4 separate regions of the Mus musculus genome follow, and regions 2, 3 and 4 are each linked to region 1. The links are chromatin loops, found by intact Hi-C in ENCODE. Cell type or tissue: left cerebral cortex. All regions are shown on one strand. Links, peaks and the distances in the headings refer to the core of each region. The heading gives the core; the rest is flanking DNA.

Region 1 (5,501 bases), core at 373-5,372:
TTAAATTTTAAAACCACTATAACTGGTGAAAAATATCCTTTATGGGGGCTAGAGACATGTCTCAGCCATTAAAAACACATATTACTCTTGGAGAAGAACTGAGTTTGGTTTCCAGCACTTATTAGGCAGCTCACAACCACCTATGACTCTCATGCTTCTGGCCTCCATGGACAGTAGCACATACCCCCCTAACCCTCCCCCACCACATATGCATTTTTTTTTAATTTTTAAATGTCTTATACATTTTTCCCCAAAATTCAGGGTGTATTCATTTGACAGAATGTTTGTCTTCTTTAATCTCAGCTGTATTACTGTCTTGAATTCAGCTATCTCAATTGCATACTCCATTATGAATCTATTTTGTACTTTCATCATTACTACCATCAAATATCAATTGTGTAACTTGAAGGTGTTAAATGGTGCTTGCCACGTATGCCTGTGCACCCATGTACACGTTTGTGTTTGTGTGTTCATTCTATCATTACTCATTGCTCAAAAATCAAACTGCATACTCTACATGAGCTCTGAACATGTCTATTGTTCAACAACGGTATTTTTAATATTTAAGACCACATATGACACAAAGTCCCCAATATATACTTTTTGAACAAATAAGGAAAAAAAATTCGCCAGGCAATTTTTCAATCCCAGCACTTGGGAGGCAGAGGCAGGTGGATTACTGAGTTCAAGGCCAGCCTGGTCTATACAAAGTGAGTTCCAGGACAGCCAGGGCTATACAGAGAAACCCTGTCTCCAAAAATAAATAAATAAGTAAGTAAATAAATAAATAAATAAATAAGAAAAGGAGAAAACAAAAGGAAAAGAAATCTCCACAGTACACATTTAAATATAGTTGCATACCCAATGATAGTTGCTGATGTGAACTCAAGTAAAGTAATAACAGCCGAGCATGGTAGTGATCTCCATCAGCATTCAGTGTGCAGGTGCAGACAGATCTGTCTTTTCAAGCCAGTCTGGAATACAAAGTGAGTTCCAGGCTGGCCAGAGTTATATAACGAGACCCTGCTTCAAAACTTAAAAAGGAAAAACAAAAAAACAAAAAACAAAAATCCTCCACTTAAAGCATTGTCCAGGGGGCTGGAGAGATGGCTCAGTGGTTAAGAGTGCCGATTGCTCTTCCAGAGGTCCTGAGTTCAATTCCCAGCAACCACATGGTGGCTCACAACCATCTGTAATGGGATCTGATGCCCTCTTCTGATGTGTCTGAAGACAGCAATAGTGTGCTTATATACATTAAATAAAAAAATAAACATTTAAAGTATTATCCAGCATCCTAAAAAGAATCAGTTTTTTTACCCACAATTCTCTCCCAAAAAAGAAATTCCCAAAAGAAAAATTAAAACATAAAGGCTGAAAACAGTCTGCAGAAGTTCCTATGAAGATTACATGGAATCTATTTGAAGGAGAAAGTACTTGCTGCTAGAGAAAACGGAGTCAACCAACCACTAACATATTTCTAGCTCTACTTTGATCTCATGAGGTACTTTTCTATGTCAATTACAGGCTTGTCTGGGTTTTCAAATTCTAACTACTGTTGCATGGTAATATCTTCAACCAAAGTTAAAGGTTTTAAAGAATAAAACAGCATTCCATACCCCTTTTCCTATTGTTCACAATCTCTCGTACCACTCAATAAATCCATCTCTGCCAAAGAAAAAATTAACCACCAAGGACTGCAGATTGTAAATCACAGTTAAGAGTTCTGGCACTATGGAAATGTGTTAAGAAATCCTGGAAAATTTTGGTTAAACCCCTTAGTGCCGTAAGTAACTAAGTTGTAATGATGAATACAAATTATCAGGGCAAGAAATTTTAATTGAACGGAAGAAATGCCTCCAAATAAAAGCTATCTCTTCCCCGTATCAATTCACCTATCACTTCTTCTCTTTAAGCTTCCAGGGCTTGCTTTCCAGGGTATTTTCCTCATCCTCGTACGCTAGCTATCTAGCCCACCACTAGATTCCCCTACCACAATTCCACACAATTCCAGCACCCTCTGGTTCCAAACTGCTACTTTCCTTAGCACCCCTTAAAGTGCCAGTCAGCCCCTCTACTAGGCTCCCCGCATTCTGACGGCTCCTCCCCTCGGTTCCCCACCCCCTCATCACCAGGTTCATCCTGCCCCTCCAACCGTCTCCCGCCCCCAGGTTCCTTCCTGCCCTCCAAACACAGCTTCCCTGTCTCAACGTTTTATCTAATTCCACCAACTGACTCCCGAGCGGGGCGCCCCGCTCCTTCCCCCAGTCCCTATTTTTACCAACATCTCACTGACTACCCCTCCCGATCCATTCTTTCAACATATGCATCAATGCAAAAACACCCCCACACAGGACTCCCTTGCCCAAAGCGGAGCCTCCATCTTTCCCCTTTCTTTTGCTTCCTTTCTTTCGTCTCTCCTCATCCCAACCTCCTCCCAAAGAGTCGGTTCCCAGGCCAAGGTCTCTCACCTCATTCGGTCACTTAAGTGGTGCCAACCGCTTCATACAGGAAAATAGAAGCAATCTCGTTCCCGTGGGCGCTCCCCCGCGAGTCCGGGCACTCCCTGGGCACCCGCCCCAGCGGGAGCCCTGCGCACACGCACACACACACCGAGTTCCTTGGGGACGAGGGTTAGGAAGGAGAATGTGCGTGCTCACACCGGCCTCAAACACAGACCACTTCGCAACAGCCCTTCGCCATTTTGGTTTCCCGCGGACTAGCGGTGCATTCTGGGAGCGCGGAGCTACTCCGGGGCCGAATGGCAGCTCTCCAGAGCCGCAGAGGGGCGGGGCCTGCGCGGCGAGCGCGGAGGAACACCGCGCCCTGCGTCCCGGACCAGCGCTGAACAAAGAGGGACTCTTTAACGTCGCGGTGGAATTAAGTCCTCTTGCTGCCGGTGCAGACACAATAGTGAGCGCAGCGCTTCCCGACGCTGATGCTTGCCTTACTAGGTCTTTTAAAAAGAGAGATCGTGTCCAGTCTTTCGTGCGGTCTTTTTTAATGCCCTCAGAAATAGGATATTGCTCAGTACATCTTGATGGGGTGATTTCCTTTCTGAAGAAAGGAAATTATTAACTGGAAAAAATACTTTTCTTTTACCTTCACCTAGAGGCCTGCTGTTATAATCCCCTTAAGTGGGGAGGAGACCCTGGATGGCAAATTTCGTTCAATGAATACTATCCAAATCCAAACTTATCTGGAATCTGTAATGGGAGATTTTCACTTTTTTTTCCTCTGACGATGAACGAGATTTTTTTTTCCCTGTTTACCTGCTTTGTGACCTTTCCTAATTGTAGTGAAATTTGAGCATACCCTCCTGCAAAGCAGTTGATTGAAGGAACACACAACTTTCATACTATTGCAGGCTTTTATATGAGGCCCAGCTGATAAATGGAATGCATGCTTATATCTTTGACTTATATTTGAATGCAACCCAGCACTTATAGAAACACCTGTAATACGTTTCTATTTTGTGAAAATATTTTCAGAGTCATATACTTTTTATCACAGATTATGTCACAGAGGCAGTACTGAATTTTCTCTCTGAAGAAATACCTCTTATGATCTAAATTCCTTTCACTCATATTTCAAGAGTTCCCTTTAAGCTGGGCGGTGGTGGCGCACGCCTTTGATCCTAGCACTTGAGAGGCAGAGGCAGGCAGATTTCTGAATTCAAGGCCAGCCTGGTCTACAGAGTGAGTTCCAGGACAGCCAGGGCTATACAGAGAAACCCTGTCTCGAAAAACAAAACAAAACAAAACAAAAAAGAGTTCCCTTTACCTAGGTTCTGAAAAATCTGGCAAATAGGCATATTCATATTATACTACATTTTTTTTTCTTTTTTGAAGACAGAGTCTATCTATTATATAGCTCTGGTTGTCCTGGAACTCATTGTGTAGACCAGGCTTGCCTCAAGCTCACAGAGATCTTCCTGTCTCTGCCTCCTCAGTACTGGGATTAAAAGGCCTGAGCCACCATGGCTAGCTTTGTATTATACAGTATATTTTATTCAGTACATTATATCAATCTGTGTCTCTCCCTCTTTCTCTCTCTCTCTGTCTCTCTCTCTCTCTCATGTGTCTCTGTATCTGACTCTCTCACACACACACTGTCTCTCTCTGTCTCTCACACACACACACTCTCTCTGTCTCTCTCACACACACACACTCTCTCTGTCTCTGTCTCTCTCTCTCTCTCACACACACACACACACTCTCTCTCTCTGTCTCTGTCTCTCTGTCTCTGTCTCTCTCTCTCTCACACACACACACACACACACACACACTCTCTTGTCTCTGTCTCTCTCTCTCTCTCACACACACACACACACACACTCTGTCTCTGTCTCTGTCTCTCTCTCTCTCTCTCTCTCTCTCTCTCACACACACACACACACACACACACACAGTAGTTAAGAGCTCTTGAGTACCTGTGTTCAATTCCCAGCACCCACATGACAGATCACAGTGTCTTTAGCTCTAATTCTAAGAGGCAAAACAGCATAGTACATAAAATAAAAATAGGTAAGTCTTTTAAAAGAGGTTGGAGAGATGGCTCAGTGGTTAAGAGCACTGACTGCTCTTCCAGAGGTCCTGAGTTCAATTCCCAGCAACCACACAATGGGTCATAAACTGTAATGGGATCCGATGCCCTCTTCTGGTGTGTCTGAAGAGAAGGACTCTCTTATACATATACATAAAATAAGTAAATATAAATCTTGAAAACAAACTATACATCAGGTGGGTGCCATAATTTAAAACTCGATACAAGGAAACATAATCTGCTTTACACTTTCTGACCTAAACTTTGGCACCTTTGGTCACAAAAAGTGATCTAATACTTTGTAAATTAAAGAACTCTAAGACACCTTTTTTCTGTTTGTTTGTTTGTTTGTTTGTTTGTTTGTTTGTTTGTTGAGATGGGTATAGCTCTGGCTGTCCTGGAACTCACTCTGTAGACCAGGCTGACCTCAGGCTCAGAGATCCTCCTGACTCTGCCTCCCAAGTGCTGGGATCAAAGGCGTGCGCCACCACCTGTGCTTGACACCTCTTTAATTTTTTTCCTATGTAGACATGAGTGATTGGTTTTGTACCACAGTACATGGACTGAGTTGCATATTTTACATACCCAAACAGACCTGGCCTGCAGATTCTCCCAGCATCCCTCAGTCCCTGTCATTCTCTCCCCCAACCCTGAACTTTTCAGCACAGGGGCTGCTGGGCTGCCCTTCCCCCAGAGGCTCTTCCTTATAAAAGTCAGACATTTTGGTCTCTCTCTCTCTCTCTCTCTCTCTCTCTCTCTCTCTCTCTGTACCTCCTCTTCTCTTTCTCAAGAGCACCCTTTTTCTCTTTTTTCCCCCACCCCCATGGTGACATCCTTGGCCTCCTTCTTTAGGGCCAGTGAACTCACTCTCTGGAGAGCAGTTTCCCAATAAACCTGCCTAATCTGACTTGAATTGGCTCATTTCACCAGTAGCAGCAGATGTAATGGACTGACACCCA
Region 2 (5,501 bases), core at 401-5,400, 79 kb after region 1:
GAAACTAGCTATATAAACCAGGCAGGTCTTGAACTCACACATATCTGCTTGCTACTACCTCACCTGGCCTTGACCAGTTTTGTTTTATTTTATTTTATTTTATTTTATTTTATTTTATTTTATTTTATTTTATTTTGAGATAGGGTTTCCAAATTGTGCAGGTGAGCTGGGCTGAGGCTGTCCTTGAATTCCTGATCTGTTTACACCTCCCAAGTACTATGACTGTGGGCATGTCACCACAACTGGCTCTTACCAGACTTCTCTATAGTCATTGTGTTTATTATTTATTGCCTGTCTTCTCATCTCCAAAATGTAATATCCATAAAGTTAGGAATTCTGCCTGCTTTGTCTTTTTGTGTACATAGCAAAAAAATTTGAACAGTGTCTGGATGCTAAGAAAATACTTATTGCAGAGCTGGAGAGATTGCTCCGTGGTTAAGAGGGCTTCTGGCTGTTCCAGAGAACTCGAGTTTGGTTCCCAGCACCCAAGTTGGGCAGCTTAAAACCAACTGAAATTCCAGCCCCAGGTGTTCTGATGCCCTCTTTTGGCTTTTATAAGCAATCACACAAATATGGCAGACATACACATATAAATAATAAAATCTTAAAAAAAAAAAAAAAAAGGGCTGGTGAGATGGCTCAGCAGGTAAGAGCACCCGACTGCTCTTCCGAAGGTCCGGAGTTCAAATCTGAGCAACCACATGGTGGCTCACAACCATCCGTAACGAGATCTGACTCCCTCTTCTGAAGTGTCTGAAGACAGCTACAGTGTACTTACATATAATAAGTAATAAATAAATCTTTAAAAAAACAAAAAACAAAAAAACAACTAAAGGAAACCGGTAGGATCCGTCCTTTCCTCCTTCTTCCTTCCCTCCCTTTGTCTGTCTTTGTCTTAAGTAGCTCCGGTTGGCCAAGTGCTGGAATTACAGGCATGAGTCACCATGCCCAGCTCATATTTACTTTTACTTTAGAAATTACTGAAGTCATTTAATTAAAAGTGAAAGTCAGTGGCTCATGCACTTCTTTGCGAGTAACAAAATATTATCCAGGTTAAAGACCTGTTTCCAGAAACTGAAAGCACTAGAAACATAAAGTACGGCATAGCAAGGGAAAAAAATGAAGTAGGACCTGCATCTCCCTGCATTGAAGTCACTCAGATCAATAGCTGTACTCCTCCCAGGGTGGCCCCTTCTCCCTTATTTGGCCATCAGTGTCAACAGAAGAAAGCAACGCCTTGAGGTGTATAGCCTTAACTGAGCTGCTCTGCTATATCCTAGAAGGTCTCCTGCCTTCACTGTATTTATCCGGCATTTATTTATTTAATTATGTATTTAACGTGTGAATCATGATTCTGTGGTAGAGGCAAGAAAACTCTGAGGCTGTTTTGCAAACAATGCAAACTTCAAAAAGTCGAAATGGTAAAAAAGAAAGAAAAAGAAATAAAAGAAAAAAATTGCATTAAATTTAAGGTACGCAAAGAGGCGAAGTGTCTGGAAGGCCACGCAGAACTGAGCGGGAAGGAGTCCCTTCCTCCCCTAGATAGCGGTGGTCGCGTCTCCGGAGAGCCTCCTTTCCCTGGAGAGGATCTATGAGTTAGTTGGTCGCCTAGGATGCAGCTCTAAGCATCCACAGAATTTCCGTGCAATCCGCTCGCACAGGTCCAGAGCGCGGACGGCGGGACTCCGCGCGTGAAGCCGCAAGCCTCACAGTGAAGTGGGCGCTCCACGGAGCCCACGTTTTGCGCACCCCCGTGCTGCTCGCACCCGCCTCGGCCGTACCCCTCCCCCGTCCGCGCCTCCCCTTTAAGCACGGAGGCGCAGGCGGATTTGTGTCGGCGGACGCGAGGCTCGACTCCCCTTTATGGCGGAGCCCCGCGCCCGCGCCTTGACGACCGCCGCGGCTGGCGGTGGGGGTGGGGTTCTGCGCGCGGAGCCGGCCTCCGCTACCCGCCGCCCTCGCCGCAGCGCGGCCCCGGGGAGCGCGCGCCGGGGGCGGGCCGTGGGCGGGCCGGCGGGGCAGGGGCGGGGAGGCCGGCGGGCGGCCGCGCTCGGGTCCGCCTCCGACTGCGGCGCGGCGGGGCGATGTGAGTGCCATGGCGAGGAGTCTCTGCGCGGGGGCCTGGCTGAGGAAACCCCATTACCTCCAGGTAGGCCGGCCGCGGCCCCGCCACGCGCCCTCCGCTCCGCGCCACGCGGGACTCAGCGCCCCGTCCTCCCTCCGTGCGCGCCCCGCCGCCTCCTGCGGACCGGCACCTGGCGGCGCGCCCTCCCAGCCCTGGTCCCGCTCCTCGGGCGCCGCCCCAGCCCTGAGCCCCTCTGAGTCCCGGCCCCGGACGCGCCGCGGTCCCTCCTCTGCGTGCTCTCCCGCTTTCCCCAAGGGCCCCCCCTCGACCTGCCATTCCTGACTCTGTGTCTGGGGTAGGAAAGGGTGGTGTGTCATTCCTCCATGCTCCACAGAATCGTGACCGATTGTCATACCAGTGGTTCCCCAAGTCCCAGCCAGTAGCTGTGCCTCGTGCAGATCCCCTGGGTTTGGTGTTCTCATCACATCTCTGGTTTAAATGGGAGGGAGGAGTAGGCAAGCTCGATCGAGGCGATGCTTTTGCAAAAAGGGGATGGTGACCGTTGTACGGCTCTTCACTCAGCCCGCCAGCAGTGCGAACGCAATTCACAGTCACGTCGTGTGTACTGTTGCCGTGTTAATTTTTCATGATTTTCTGTTCCGCTGTCAGTAGGCTTTAGAACCCTCCTGCTGCTTTGGTGCACTGTTTGGTCACCAGGGGGACCTAGTAGACGTCGTGAGTAGCTGAGCACAAATCCATAGCTCGGATGGAAAAACAACTACAAATCAATGCCTCACACATTGGCAGTATTGTTATATGTCTCTAGAGGACACTGCTTACATTAAAAGGCCTGACGACATGGGACGTGTATTTAGGTCAGTTGTTGGTGTGCTTCTTATGAGTATGGAAAAAAAAGAAAAAGTTGAGGAGAAACCGTTACTGTCCAAATAAATCTTATATTTTAATTTGAAATTTGCAAGTGTAAGTCATTACATCGAAACGAGAGAAACCCAGATTGAGAGACTGACTTGACAACTCATGGTTTTAAGGGTGTAAAACTGAATGTTTGTAGCAGCGCCACCAGAAATAGTTGTGCCTTGAGTACCAGTATTAGAACCTAGTCTAGCATTCCACCCCTCCAGGTTAAAGTATTTGGGCATGTTTAAAATCTTTGAACTTAAACTACTTAGCTTTCTATTATTAATTTTTGGAGTTGGTAGAGCTTTAGGCTTTAGTTTTGGCTTTAAATGTTTTCCACAGATGTGAATGCAATCTTTGGCGCTATAACTGTACAAAGGTTTTCTGATGTGGTTAAGGTTAGAAATTAAGAGTTCTGGATTCAATCCCCGACACCACGCAAACAAAATTAGTTTTACAAATAGTTATGCTTACATTAATGACAAACACTTAGTGTGTTTCTTACTTTTCTGAATTTGCATCGTTATCAATGATGAAATTAGGGTAAGCTTGCTAGTGGGCTAATATTAAGATTATTAATTTTTAAAAATGTTTAAACTATTTAAATACCAGCACTTGGGAATCAGGCCTCTGAGTTTGAGGCCAGCATAGTCTACATAACAAGTTCGAGATTAGTGACGACTACATAGAGAAATTTTGTCTCAAAAAAATTTAAAGGTAAACTTAAGATTTAAAGGACAAGTTCTCATGTGACACAGATTGACTTAGAACTCTCGAGGTAGCTAAGGATAACCTTGAATTTCTGATCCTCTTGCTTTTAAGAGCTTGTGATTGCAAGGGTATGAATGAATGGCACAGTTGAGAGTCCAGTGTTTTCCCCAGGAGCTTCCTCCCATCGAAATCTCCAAATAGGCCAGGGAGTCCCAGGAATCCCCCTGTCTCCACTTAGTCAGGTCTGAGATTGCAAGGATGTGCAAATCTGGACGCCAAGTGCTTGGAGAGCAAGACCTTTACAGACTGAGCTAACTCTGTAGCCGCCTCCTCTTCCTCTTCCTCCTCCTCCTCCCCCTCCTCCTCTTCCTCCTCCTCCTCCTCCTTCTTCTTCTTCATAGATCATGCTTAGCATTAACTTAGTATTAGCTAAATTTGATTTGTCATGGAGAGGGTTTCTTGTGCACTGTCTTTTGGCAAAAGAAAATAAAAAAACTTTAACAGCCTGTGTATGTTAGAACACACACACACACACACACACACACACACACACACACACACTTTTTGAGACCAAGTCCCAGTCTTGCACAGGCTGGCCTTGAATTCCCAATCTTCCTGTTTCTGATCTTCCTGTTTCTACCTCCCTAGTGCAGGGTTTACAAGTGTGCCCAGTATACAGTGCTTCAGGGAAACTAGTTCTTACACTTTGTTTTGAGGGAATACAGATACCCGTTTTGAGGGGGTTTTGTTTTTACTTTTGTGTTCTTTTGAGATAAGGTCTTGCTATGTATTGTGCTGGCTGGCTTGTACTGGATATGTATATAGGTTAACCTCAGACTCATGGTGGACCCTCTGTCATAGCCTCTCAAGTGCTGGGATAACAGGCATGCCCAGCCACACCTGCAGATACCTGATGTCAATAATATTTCTGATAAGGTACATTTGTGTTGTTGGTTTTTCGTGACAGGGTTTTTCTGTAGCTCTGGCTGTCCTGGAACTCACTTTGTAGACCAGGCTGGCATTGAACTCAGAAGTCCACCTGCTTCTGCCTCCCAAGTGCTGGGACTAAAGCACGCGTCACCTCGCCCTCCAGGTACATTTTAAGTTACAGTGAGGCTGTAACCATTCAACAGGTATGGGAGATGCTCTTACCTTGTGGGTAGGGAAACAGCAAGGTAGATTTATTTCCAAGAGGAGGGGAAGATAAATGGCCTGGAAAGTTTTTGAAACCAGTTTTATATCCTTGGCAGTTGTTCTTGTTTGTCTCAACTGGGTGGGGCCAAAGGTCACTTATGTCCTTATTTAGCCCTTAGAGAGTTTAAGTTTCTTTTTCCCTATTTTTTCCTTAGTATTTTTTTCTCTAAATTTTTTTCATACAATATATTTTGATCATATTCCCACCCCACCCCCAGCTTCTCTCGACCTCTCTGTCCACCCAACTTAACGTTCTCTCTCTTTCAAAAAGCCCTCACAAAAACAAAGATTAAAACAAACAAAAATAAGACAAAAAAGCCAAAACAAACTAAACAAGCAAAACAAAATGAAGACATTTTTTATTTTATGTGTATGAATGTTTTGCCTGCCTGTGTATGTGTGACATGTTTATGTGCATGCTGCCTGTGGCGGATAGGAGAGCACACCATATCCACTGAAACTGGAGTTAACATGTGGTTGTGAGCCACTATGAGGATGCTGGGAACTGAACCTGGGTCTTTTTTTCAAGAGCAGTGAGTCCTTATAACCCAGGAGCTATGTCTACCCCCTCCCCCATAATTTAGAGGGGGAAACTTAATAATTTGACTTGCTT
Region 3 (5,501 bases), core at 121-5,120, 200 kb before region 1:
GTCTCAAACTGAATGCAACCTTCTCCTAAGAGTTCATGAAAAACCACAGAAAGTACTTCCCAAAATTTGCCAAGAGCACTTTTGTCTCCTTTTCCTGTAACCATCAAAGTCTCCTAGTCTTTTCCAGCATAAGGAAGAAACTGTCGAAACTTTTAGATGTGCTTTTCAATAAAAGATAAATGTATAAACACATCCAAAGGGGACCAGCAGGCGAGAAGGACCGGCAACAGAATGCTGACTAGCGTGTGTCAGGCCCTACGTTCAAGCCCCAGGACTGTCGTTCCCGCCCTGCCCCAGTCATCTTTTACAAATAATCTTCAAAGAACAATCAATAGTTGGAGGGAGTCAAAAAGAAAAAAATGTGGTGCTCGCTTTGGTTACCTGGTGATGACTGTTCCACCTTCTTAGCGATTTTAAAGCAAAAATATACTTCCTTTTTGAAAAGCAATTAACTTTACAACACTTAACACACTCATGTCAATATTTTTTTTTAACTCAATGCTAGGACCCTTGTGCAAGATTGCTAGATGATACACCACTGACCTCCGTCACCAGCCCAAGGGTTTTTCCTACCCCTGTGTTCAAAAATGAATCTTTTCCTCGATACAGGTGAGGGAGAGGTACTCTCTGACTCAACTCATGCTCGAAGTTCTAAAATTTAACTTTCCAAGAGAGAACTTTGAGTTTCCTTTCTCAGTTGTTATTATCCACGTTTAGCTGTGGGCAGTCAATTCTTGTTGTTTTAAGACCTGATTGGAAACTGTACTAGTGAGGGGTTGCGGATGTCTGTTGACCCTAATGTCTGCACTCCTTATTTGCACTAGCCGGATGAAAACAATGTCAGAAGAATGCTACATAGGTGTTTTCTTAAGGTACAAGCTGTCTCTATGCCGTTTTGACTTTTCATTAACTGTGCTTACTAGTGAAGTGGAATGAAGGCTCTGTGACGCCAAGTGGTTACTCTATTAGCTTGACTGTTCCCCTGATCCTTCATCGAAACCAAATCCCACACAAATCGCTTACCTTGTATAACATGCTCTGGTGAAATTGTCTTCTTTTCTGACTTGTTACAAATCTCGTTGGCTTCAGAAGATATAAGGTGAATGAATTCCGTGCAGCAGTTCACTACCAGCTCTCGGGCATCGTTGGCCACCCGGACATTAGGAAGAGTCTCTTTGATCATCTTATTTATAGCAGCTCTGGGGATAGTGAGATCATCGTCGTTGCCAGACGAGGAAGCCATCGTATCTTCCTGTCTTTCAAGCCCCAACTTTTAAACTCCTCGCCTCTGGTCCACCACTCCACGAAGATTTCTCAACAGGCTGTCCCTGGAGAGGGATGTTGGGGTCCGGGAAGCTCAGAGAAGAGAGTGCAGAAACCAGGAAGGAGGGCTGGAGGGCAGGGAACACCCACTGTGTGAGAGATTTTAGTGGGAATATGAAGGAAAGGTCAGGGGGCTGAGGGTTCTAGGGACACCACTCCCAGGGCTGGAGAACCACCCTGCGTGTCGCCTCAAACGGACTGGCGCTGTCGTCTAACCGAACCTAAACGGCACGGGAGCGCACGCAAGACAGAGGAATACCCGCCCGGCCGCGGTCCCGGGCGGACACTGAGCAGGGTCAGCTCTACAGAGCCGGAGCCCCCGAGGACGCCGCCACCAGCAGCGGTTGCAGCCGCCTCGGCCAAACCATCCTTCAGGCACCCGCGCCGCCGCCTCACAACATGTCTGCCGAAGCCGCAGCTGAGCGCACGCCGGCTGCCTGGGAAACCAAGTGGACCGGGCCGAACACTGCGGGAGCCGCAGCGGCCAAGCGTGTGGCCGAGAGCAGGCTGTGCGAGCAGGAGCGGCGCTAACGGTGGTCTCTCTACGGGCCGGGGAAGGAGGTTTGCCGCAAGCTGATCCCGGCACGCTTTGCGCCACCGGAAGTCGAACTCCCCAGGTCCCACCCGCCCTCCTCGATGGATTTCCGTGTGCACGCCCCGCCCCTACCCCCTCCCGGACGGGCGGGAGCCGCGGGGCTTGGCAGCCCGCAGCTTCCGCCTGCCGCTCCCCCACGCACGGCGACCCGGCGTCTCCTCCGTCGGGCCCTGGAGCTCGCTTGCTCTGCGGGCAGAAGGGCCCGCGGAGGGCCACGTGGCAGGGGAGCCCTGGTCCTTACTAAAGAACTTCCTTTTCCTATCTCCTTAGCTGTCGGGATTAGGGCGCGGAGTGAAAAGAGCAGAGTGGGGAGGACAGGCCTTTACAACTACTTCACAGCATTCAGATCAGAGCTCCCTGTTCTCATTTGTGAGAAAGAAATGAAGCCTTCAAAGAAGTGGCTGTCCTCGGTACCACAAGTGGCTAAGTCAGGAAACTGGTAGTCTGATCTAAAGTAATGAAAATGTTTGGCATACCATGAGCTATGGCCCTCTGCATACTTGCTTTTGAAAGGAAGACAAGAAAAAAAAAAGGTTTATCTTATGAGAGTCCGATATCTGCTTCGTTCCAAGTGATTACTAATAACTAGTGCCACGTTCATCACAGAAATCACTTTTTTTTTTTTTTAAGATAAGCTCAGCTGGGCGACAGTGGCTCACGCCTTTAATCCCAGCACTTAGGACACGACACTCAGGCAGGCAAATCAAGTTCCAGGACAGCCAGGGCAATACAGAAAAAACCTGTCTCAACACACGCAAATCCTCACATACTGTCACATTAATTAATAGTGGAAAGTTGTAACTTTTGAAAGGACTAAGCCAGTTAAATCTACGTGCACAGTTTAGTTCATCGTGTTCTTTGTTGATAGACTGGCAGCTGGACTGTGGCAATGCTTTAAGATGTCTGGTTTCCAGGAGACTATCATTGTCAACCATCCCCTCCTACCCACCTTACTAGATGCAGCTTCAGCACTGAGCTAGAACACCAGCCTTGAGTTAATTTTTTCATTCAACATTTTCTCCAAAATGCTTGCTGGGAACTAAATATTCTTCATTATATCAGTGCTAGTAAGTTCAATCTTTGATTATAAAGAACAAGTTTCTTCTTCAAAATAAGTAAATTTTGGTTCAGATGTATAAAGACCTAGATAAAATATTAAAATCTAGATGGAATGTTAAGTCCTAGGTAACTGTTACCTGGTTAGCCTGCCATTTTGTGCTATTACTATATTATAAGCAAACTTTCTCATATGGGAGTCATGTCTACAGAGTGCTTCTGAGTTCTCCCAAGCCACTGTCTAAATTGTTTATACCTGCAACCCCAGCTTTTCTTTATTTTATTTTATTTTATTTTATTTTTGCTTTTTGAGACATGGTTTCTCTGTGTACCCCTGGCTGTCCCGGAACTCTATAAACCAGGCTGGCCTCAAACTCAGAGAGACTTGCCTGCCTCTGCCTCCCAAGTGCTGGGATTAAAGGTCTTGGCCACTGCAAATGAGTTCAACTCCAGGTTTGAAGTACAGTATTTTTAACTTTAAAAGTTCACAAGATTTTAAAGATGAAAAAGAAGTATAAAAACATAAAGGAAAATGTCAGTAAAGACTTTACACATTTAAAGGACTATTGTAAATGAAGTCACATGGGAAAATGGTACAGAGAAATATTTCTGGAAAATCAAACTAGTAGGAGTCAGAAATGGTGGCACCCAGCTGCAATGCCTGCATTGGGGAAGATAAGGAAAGAGGATTGATAACTCAAAGATGGACTCTGGACAGCATAGTACAGCTGCAAACTGTAAGGACATAAATGAAAGAGGTGATATCACTTTGTTAAAAGGTCAAAAAGAAATGATATGTGTCAACAAGAAGCTAATGGGGCAGAATGGGGAAGGAAGGCTTTTCATGTAGTGGTAAAGACTAAAGAAGCAAATGGCAAAACAGCTTGAGAGAGAGGCAAGGGCAGTGAAAAGCTGTAAAAACCTGAAGACACACGTTCAGTGGAAAAGCAACAGCAGAGCAATTGAAAACATATTTTTAAAGGTAAGGCCCAGCATGATGGTACAGGCCTTTAATCCTAGCACTTGGGAGGCAGAGGCAGGTAGATCTCTATGGGTTTAAAAGTTCAAAGCCAGCCTGGTTCAGGGTGATTTCCAGTGTAGACAAGACTACCAGAGAAACCCTGTCTCAAAGAAACAAATATAAAAACAAAGAAATAAAAAATCTGGAAGTTACTGTATGTGTTACTGTATACCTATAATCCCAGCTCTCTGGAGGCTGAAACACACACACAGACACTTCCCCACCCCATCCCCCAATTTAAAGCCACGTTGGGCTACAGTGTGAGTGGAAACCAACCTGGGCCACAGCAAAATCTTGTCTTGAACAATATCAAACAGCAACAACAACAAAAAAGAGGCCTAGAATTTGGAAACTGTTTCTAATCAATTCAGTTGTCACTGTTACACTTCCAAGTGTCAACTTTGTAACTAAGTTTTTTAAAAAAATAACAACTTGAGGTGATAATCCCTTCATAAATGATAAATTTAAAATGTGTTGTTACATGTTTTAAATGATTTGAACCTTGAGTCTAATTCAGTTCTGCTGTTTTGCAGAACCATTTGCAGGGCCAGAAAGCCTGGCACTGTGATCAATCCATAGTGGAAGAAGAGAACTGATTCCCAGAGTTGTCCTCTGATCTTAATTTGTGTGTTATAGCAAACACAGGTACAGACACACACACACACACACACGCACACACACACACACTCACTCACTCACACACACACATACTCTCTCTCACACAAAGAGAGAGAGAGAGAAAGAGAGAGAGATTTAAAATTTTAAAGCATTTGCAGCTAGGCATGATGACACATGTCTATAATCTTAGTATTTTGAAGGAAGAAGCAGAAGAATTGGGTGTCCAAATTCATTATCAAGTACACACAGTGAAGTGGAACACATTGTAATCTATCTTACACATGTAATTAGTTCCAGCACTCAAAGTCAGCCTGGCTATTGCCAAGACTTTCTACAAACTAATGGCAAAGTCCTGTTGCTGAAGACAACACCTAAACAACTCACTGAACATGGAGAAGTCAATCTAGTATCTACCTAGCGCCTTCACCCCAACTGATCAGTGTTCATGGTACTGGAAGGGACTCGGCATGCTACCAGAGGAGAAAGGTAAACACCAACCCAGCTACAAACACTTCAGTCTACAAATATGACTTGATTTGCAAGATATGTTAGTGCCATACAGGCACAAAGTTTGTGGGAGTAACCAACTAATATCTGATTTGAGTTAAGGCCCAGACCAGGAGATGGAACCCATACCTAATGCTACTTGGGTAGCCAAGAATCTGAGACTAGGTAGTCCAGGGACCAAATATTCTGCTAAAGGAATATAGCAACAAAATTACTCCTAACAACATTCTGCTATACTAGTAGATCTGTCTTGCTCAATCATTCTCAGCAAAGCTTCCTCCTACAGCAGATGGGAACAAATACAGTGACCACAGCCAGACAGAAAGTAGGCATAGGGTAAAAGACCTTGGAACATTCTGCACTAAAAGGAATGTCTAGGTC
Region 4 (5,501 bases), core at 282-5,281, 300 kb before region 1:
CTCGCTATGAAGCTATGGCCCGAAGTGAAACCCACGCAAACGTCCGGGAGTCTTTGGAAGGCCTCCATACACCCACTAGCAAGTAGCTTCCCGGAAGGGTGGGCAAGAGCCCCCGAGCTGCCTCGGAGAAATGGGTGCGGCTTCCCCAGGCAATACAGCTCTTGGTTTTGGGAGGGTCTCTGACCTTAAGGAGCAAAAAATAGTAAAGTCCCCAGGCCTTTTCCTGACTTGAACCTGCTGTGGGAAAGACCGATGCGCAGGCGCGTTCTCTCCACCGCTCCCTCTTCCCCGCGCTCGCACCCGGCTTCTCCCAGCCCTAGCTTACGGCGCAGCCACGGCAACCAGCGGTTCCGAGGCTGCTGCGCAGGCGGCCTAAAATCACCCACACCCGGGACTGCGGACCAGAGCGAGGTTGCCGGCGGGAGGCCTCCAGTGGTCCAAGTCCAGATTTGGGCTACTACAGCATTTTCCCTTCTCGCGCACTCTAGCGCAGGCAGAATTTATTCACTTGAGTGTGACTGCCAGATCTGAAAACAGAACTGGACTCAAAGCTGAACTCACCTGAGGTTTTCTCCCCAAGACTTACTTCATCCTGGCCTTGCTCCATGGCTGGTCCTCTGAGAGAAATCTCAGGCCAATTCTCCCGTATACCCTATTCACAATCCCTACAATACTCTACCCACGCCTCAAGGCAACACCTTTTCTTGCACATTCACCACACACACACACACACACACACCACGCTTGGACATTGCCCATACTCTGTGTTCACCCTACGCACATCTTGGAATGCTCCCCGCTCCCCGCCACAAAACATATAAGGGCACACCACCCTCACATACCCCATACTATATACATTCTATGCATACCCTTCATACATGTACACAACACACTTTCCTACATGTCAGCACTTCCCAAAGAAACATACTTCGTCCTCCATCCCCGAATACCCTGCCCACTCTCCTCCATTCCTTCTGAACACATCCCCCTTCCCCATTTCTTCCTCCAGGCTCTCCCTCATACCTATTTATTGCTGTACCCTCACCAACTTCTTCGGTTTTCTCAGTCCAGTCAGGTGGGCGTGGAGTCAAGCTGCCCAGTGCATTGGGAAAAGCGAACTCAGGGCGTGCAGAGGTGGGAGGTCCTGGGGGTGGGGCCCAGGGGGGTCCCAGGAGAAGGAGGCCTGGGTGGAGTGGCAGTCCTAAGGCGGCGAGCTCTGGACAGCGGCATTGCCAGGGGGGAGGGCAGGAAGGCGGAGACTTAGCGAGGGCCCCCTCTCCTAGGGGAGGTCCGGAGGGGCGTCCTGGGGGCCAGAGGGTCGGGAGGGGGCCGCGGAGGGTGGTGTCAGGGAGAGGCGCGCGGGGCCGCGGGGAGGGGGGGCCGCGCGTCCGGGGATCGGCGCCGCGGTCTGGGGAGGGGGCGCGCGCACCTTGCGGTTTTCCGCGCCGGCTTGATTCCCGGTGCGGGGTCGCGGCGGCGGCGGGAGGCGGAGGATGCGGGCTCCAGTGACAGCGGCGCGAGCCCGGGAGGACGCGGGAGGATGAAGAGGAGGCCGGCGGTCCGGCCGCGCGGCGCCGGGAGGAGGCGCAGGCGGCGGGGGCGGCGGCGGGCGGCGGCGGGCGCGCCGGGTGCGGGCCGGCTCCGGCGCGGAGGATGAAGTGGAGCGTCCGCGGGGCCTGCGCCGCGCTTTCCTCCTGCCTGCTGCTCGCCTGCGCGCTCAGCGCCGCCGCCGTCGGCCTCAAGTGCTTCTCACTGGGCTCCGAGCTGCGCGGGGAGCCGTTCCGGCTAGGGGCGGCCGCCGGAGCCTTTTACTCGGGGTTGCTGTTGGCTGCCGGCCTCTCTCTGCTCGGCGCCGCCCTGCTGTGCTGCGGGCCCCGGGAGGCGCCCCTCGCCGGGTCAGGGGCCGGGCCCGGCCCGGGACTCAGGGTCCCCGCATCTCCAGCTGGCGCTCCGGAGCCCTCTCCTGGAGAAACGCGGGCGGCTGCCGGGCCCTCGGGACCGGTGAACAGCCAAAACCTGCTGCTCCTAGGCGTCCTGGTCTTCATGCTTGGGGTTCTCAGCGCCTTTGCGGGAGCAGTGATCGACGGCGACACGGTGTCCCTGGTGGAACGCAAGTACTCCCACTATTGCCTGCCCCCGCGCACGCCGGCCGCTGGCCCTGGCCAGGGCACTGGCTCTGTAGCCCCAGGCACAAACACGCAGCGCTCCCGCAGCAACCTGGACAGCAACACGACCGCCAAATGCCGCCAGTTGAAAGACTACCAGCGCGGCCTGGTGCTCTCTACTGTATTCAACTCGCTCGAGTGCCTGCTGGGCCTGCTCAGCCTCCTGCTGGTCAAGAACTACAAGTCGTCGCAGGCCCGGCGCGGCCGCAGGGGCCGGCGGAGGGCAAGCCGATCTTTGGGGCGACAACGGGGCGGACCCGGGCTCCGCGCTCAGCCGCTAGCCTCCCGGACCCGGCGCGGCCGCCGGGGCAAAAGGGGGCGGCGGCTGCAGCCACGGCCCAGCGAGGCCTCCATCCTATCCCCGGAGGAGTCCGACTTCACCACCCCAGGAGATTGCGCGAGCTTCGCAGCGCACCACGCTGTGTCCTACATCAACGTGGGCGTCTTCCACGCGTTTGACGAGGCGGGCGTGGAGGTGTGCTGTGGCGGGCACCCGTCGGTGGAACTGCCAGGGTATGCGCCCTCGGACCCCGACCTCAACGCCTCCTACCCCTATTGCTGCCGGCCGCCCTGTGAGATGGCGCGCCCTTGGGAGCCTAGCCGAGCCTGCTGAGTTCAGGCCCGATTCCCCACAAGACACCCAAAAGGGCAGCAGTCAGGCGTTGCGTGGTGTTGTGCCTGCGTGGGGCTTGGCACTTATTCTGGCCCGGCCTTGTGATATCTGCCAGACTCTAGGTCACTATATGGTATTCTCCTTTCTGTGTGAGGAGGTGTCTCCTTTCTGTGTCGTTCATATCCGGACTCCATTTAAAGTTTACAATAAATGTTTGGGGTGGGCTCGCCGATCACACTTCTCTTAGGCAAGTCCATACCCCAGGACTGTGCTTGGAGGTCCTGGGTCGAATGGGCAAGAACAGAACGCCTAGCAAAGGTGATTTCCTGTAGAGGACCTCAGCTGAGAGTGCAAAGCAGTTGGAACTGTAGGAACAGAAGTAAAGACCAACCAACAGCAACACTTTGTACCCGGATGTGCCTGCTTCTGTCGACACTTTCTTACTGTAAAGCTCTCCATAAACAGTGAAAATGTTTGGTAAATTTATTGCAATTTGACATTGGTGAGTTCCTTTATTAAATTGATTGCTATGTTATTGGAGAATGTCCATCAGCTTGGAATTGGAGGATGTCTACATGCAAATCAGCATGGGGGAGAGTGGCTGAATTGGGACATACAAATGCTGAGTTAGAACAGCTGTGTTCTGCTAGCTGGTTGACTAGGTCCAACCTGTCTCTGAGCTAACAGCTGTGTGAAGAGACACTGATGCCAGACCCCTGCATTTCAGTTTTTGGAACCGGTTGTGTGGTTTCTACTGCAAAGCAGTAGGCTTTATTTTTGGTTAATACATATGAACAGTTTAATCCTATTTTAAAAAAATCAAAGTCTTAGTTTTTCTGCAAAATAATTTTCCTGTTAACTCAATAATCTGGTGATTTTAACTATATAGCATTTCATTTAAATACACCACTCTAATAGCCTTAATGAATGTGAAGGACATACCTTTAAGTGAGTATAATATGCGTGTAACCATTTACACACAATATGAAATGAGTTCTATATGACTGGAGTGTCTCCATCCTTCTGGTGGGCTGGCTGGGAGCCAAGCAGGCTTTAAGTGTTGGGAAAAGGTGATCTGACCTCCATGTGCCTGGACCTGTGAGACCAGGCAGGTGGTGCCTCACAGATGAGTTGGGAGCAGAGCTCTGACCCATGTGGAGGAGGGGAACAGCTCCTCTGCACGTGCCAAGCGCCACAGGCTACAAGAGTAACGGAAACCCTGAGCAGTGTCTTCAGTGTGCAAACGGCTACTTCTGTGCAGAGGAGGCACAGTTCCCAGTCACAGGCTGTGTGATAAGGCCTTTCCTCAACTCCCAGATGCCCTGCTCAGAGCTCCCCCTGTATCCCTGGTGACTGTAAGCATCCTACCCCAGTTACAACCTGGCTAGCTGCCCTCTACAGCTAGGACACTAGAGGAGGAGGTTGCCCAATCCCATTTCCATGAAGAACAGTGAGGTCTGACACCAGCCACGGGCCAAGCTGCTGAGGACTGGTCTTGCCTCTGCTTAGACATTTCCTCTGAAGCTTGAGGATCTGATCAAAGCATCAACAAGTTCAGTCTTGGCAGCTGTATTTAAAGCCACCCCAAGGAAGCCATCACTCGTGCTCTTTGCATTCTCGCCTCTATCAGACCTTTGATCTTTTGGGGCAAGGAGAGAGAAGAGGCTAAAGCTCCTGCTGAGGTCCATTCCGTCCAGCTCTCCAGCTTAAGCAGAAATGTTGCAAATGGCAGTGTACACTGACTTAAGATGCTTTCTCTTATCTACCCAAATCCAAACATGTGATGTGGATGGACGTTTACAGCTGAGAGCAACGACCTCACAGGTGGCTACTGGCCATTCTCCTGGGTCCACTCAAAAGCCTGTGGATTCCCACAAGCAGCCTAGGTGGAGTGGGTCTATGGGTTGCATAGATGCATCAAGATCCAAACTGGTCCTTTGGTCCCCCACCCCCGAGACATTTAGTCATGCACATTTCACATAGCTCTAAACCTTAAATGCCTCATGAGTCTTTTAAATTGTCTATTAAGGTCAGTAGTCTCTCTACATTTTAGGTGTTTTGTTTTCTTTTGTTTTTTGAACAGAAGTTTTGTAGAGAGGACTTGGGTGGACAAACCCAGATACCAGGGAAGGCATTGTGACATTTGTGTATATTGTCAGTTCAGGGCAACAAGGGGAACCTGGGGTGTGGGAGGTGAGGGCTTTCCCTTACACCTCTCAAGACAAATGAATTACATGAATGTTTCAAGATTTGGTGTTCCTAACTCCCAAGTACATAAATATCACTAGCTCCACTTTTCCAAGGTGGATATGAGATATGTGGGGTAGCAAAGTTTCACTTTCAAAGTTTACTGGAGAAAAAGAATTCTTGTTCTTGTTATTGTTAAAAGTCAGCTCTCAGGGAACCTGGTGTGGAGAGAGGGTCTTAAGACTGTTACCACCTCGCTTTACATTCTAACGCACAGCAGTTTGATTCGTGTCTGCGCTTCTTCAATGAAGTTTTAAGTAGTTGTCCAAAGCTAATTCATTGTGTTACTTGGCCCTTTTTTACATGTTTTTACATGCTAAGTATTAGTTGTAAGGCACTGTTTGCTCAGCAGGAGAAGCTCACTGTCCTTAGGGCTGGGGGGTTAGTTTTAAGAGGTAAGGACACAGCATGAACTTGGGCAGATGTCAAACAAGCCATGTTTTATTACAGAATCAGTGGACATTGGTGCCTGGGTT

What was found. Hi-C counts contacts between places; a loop is a spot of excess contacts. Peaks named below come from ENCODE experiments on the same cell type or tissue, not always from the same donor. Only the 100,000 strongest peaks of a DNase experiment are listed, where the experiment ranks them.
Region 2: it touches region 1 in a loop (7-fold over the local background); 4 of 42 quality-filtered maps call a loop at or near these places.
Region 3: a loop joins it to region 1, with 4 times the contacts of the local background. A loop is called at or near these places in 6 of 42 quality-filtered maps.
Region 4: it touches region 1 in a loop (6-fold over the local background); 2 of 42 quality-filtered maps call a loop at or near these places.

The regions. Positions count from the first base shown.
Region 1 is chr5:108,062,933-108,068,433 of GRCm38, reverse strand. It overlaps Mtf2 (metal response element binding transcription factor 2), which reads right to left and starts at 2,760. Exons shown (of 15, transcript NM_013827.3): 1 at 2,469-2,760. The coding sequence starts at 2,473. In left cerebral cortex, for the core only: a CTCF peak has its summit at 2,713; DNase peaks (open chromatin) are centred at 2,197 and 2,799; H3K4me3 peaks cover 2,749 bases; H3K27ac peaks cover 1,718 bases.
Region 2 is chr5:107,983,597-107,989,097 of GRCm38, reverse strand. It overlaps Dipk1a (divergent protein kinase domain 1A), which reads left to right and starts at 2,021. Exons shown (of 5, transcript NM_026062.4): 1 at 2,021-2,149. The coding sequence starts at 2,096. In left cerebral cortex, for the core only: a CTCF peak has its summit at 2,771 (motif pointing right); DNase peaks (open chromatin) are centred at 1,280, 1,799, 2,657, 3,096 and 1 more place; H3K4me3 peaks cover 2,325 bases; H3K27ac peaks cover 1,891 bases.
Region 3 is chr5:108,265,332-108,270,832 of GRCm38, reverse strand. It overlaps Dr1 (down-regulator of transcription 1), which reads right to left and starts at 1,936. Exons shown (of 3, transcript NM_026106.4): 1 at 1,024-1,936. The coding sequence starts at 1,243. In left cerebral cortex, for the core only: no CTCF peak of the experiment used is centred there; DNase peaks (open chromatin) are centred at 1,195 and 2,025; H3K4me3 peaks cover 2,649 bases; H3K27ac peaks cover 1,631 bases.
Region 4 is chr5:108,363,836-108,369,336 of GRCm38, reverse strand. Gm42517 (predicted gene 42517) reads left to right here and starts at 1,420. Exons shown (of 1, transcript NM_001374743.1): 1 at 1,420-3,782. The coding sequence starts at 1,654. The coding sequence ends at 2,778. Gm10419 (predicted gene 10419) reads right to left here and starts at 1,400. Exons shown (of 3, transcript NR_166481.1): 1 at 1,024-1,400. It overlaps 9330198I05Rik (RIKEN cDNA 9330198I05 gene), which reads right to left. Exons shown (of 4, transcript NR_155521.1): 4 at 5,472-5,501. In left cerebral cortex, for the core only: a CTCF peak has its summit at 2,319; DNase peaks (open chromatin) are centred at 2,755, 3,132, 3,400, 3,998 and 5 more places; H3K4me3 peaks cover 3,965 bases; H3K27ac peaks cover 3,637 bases.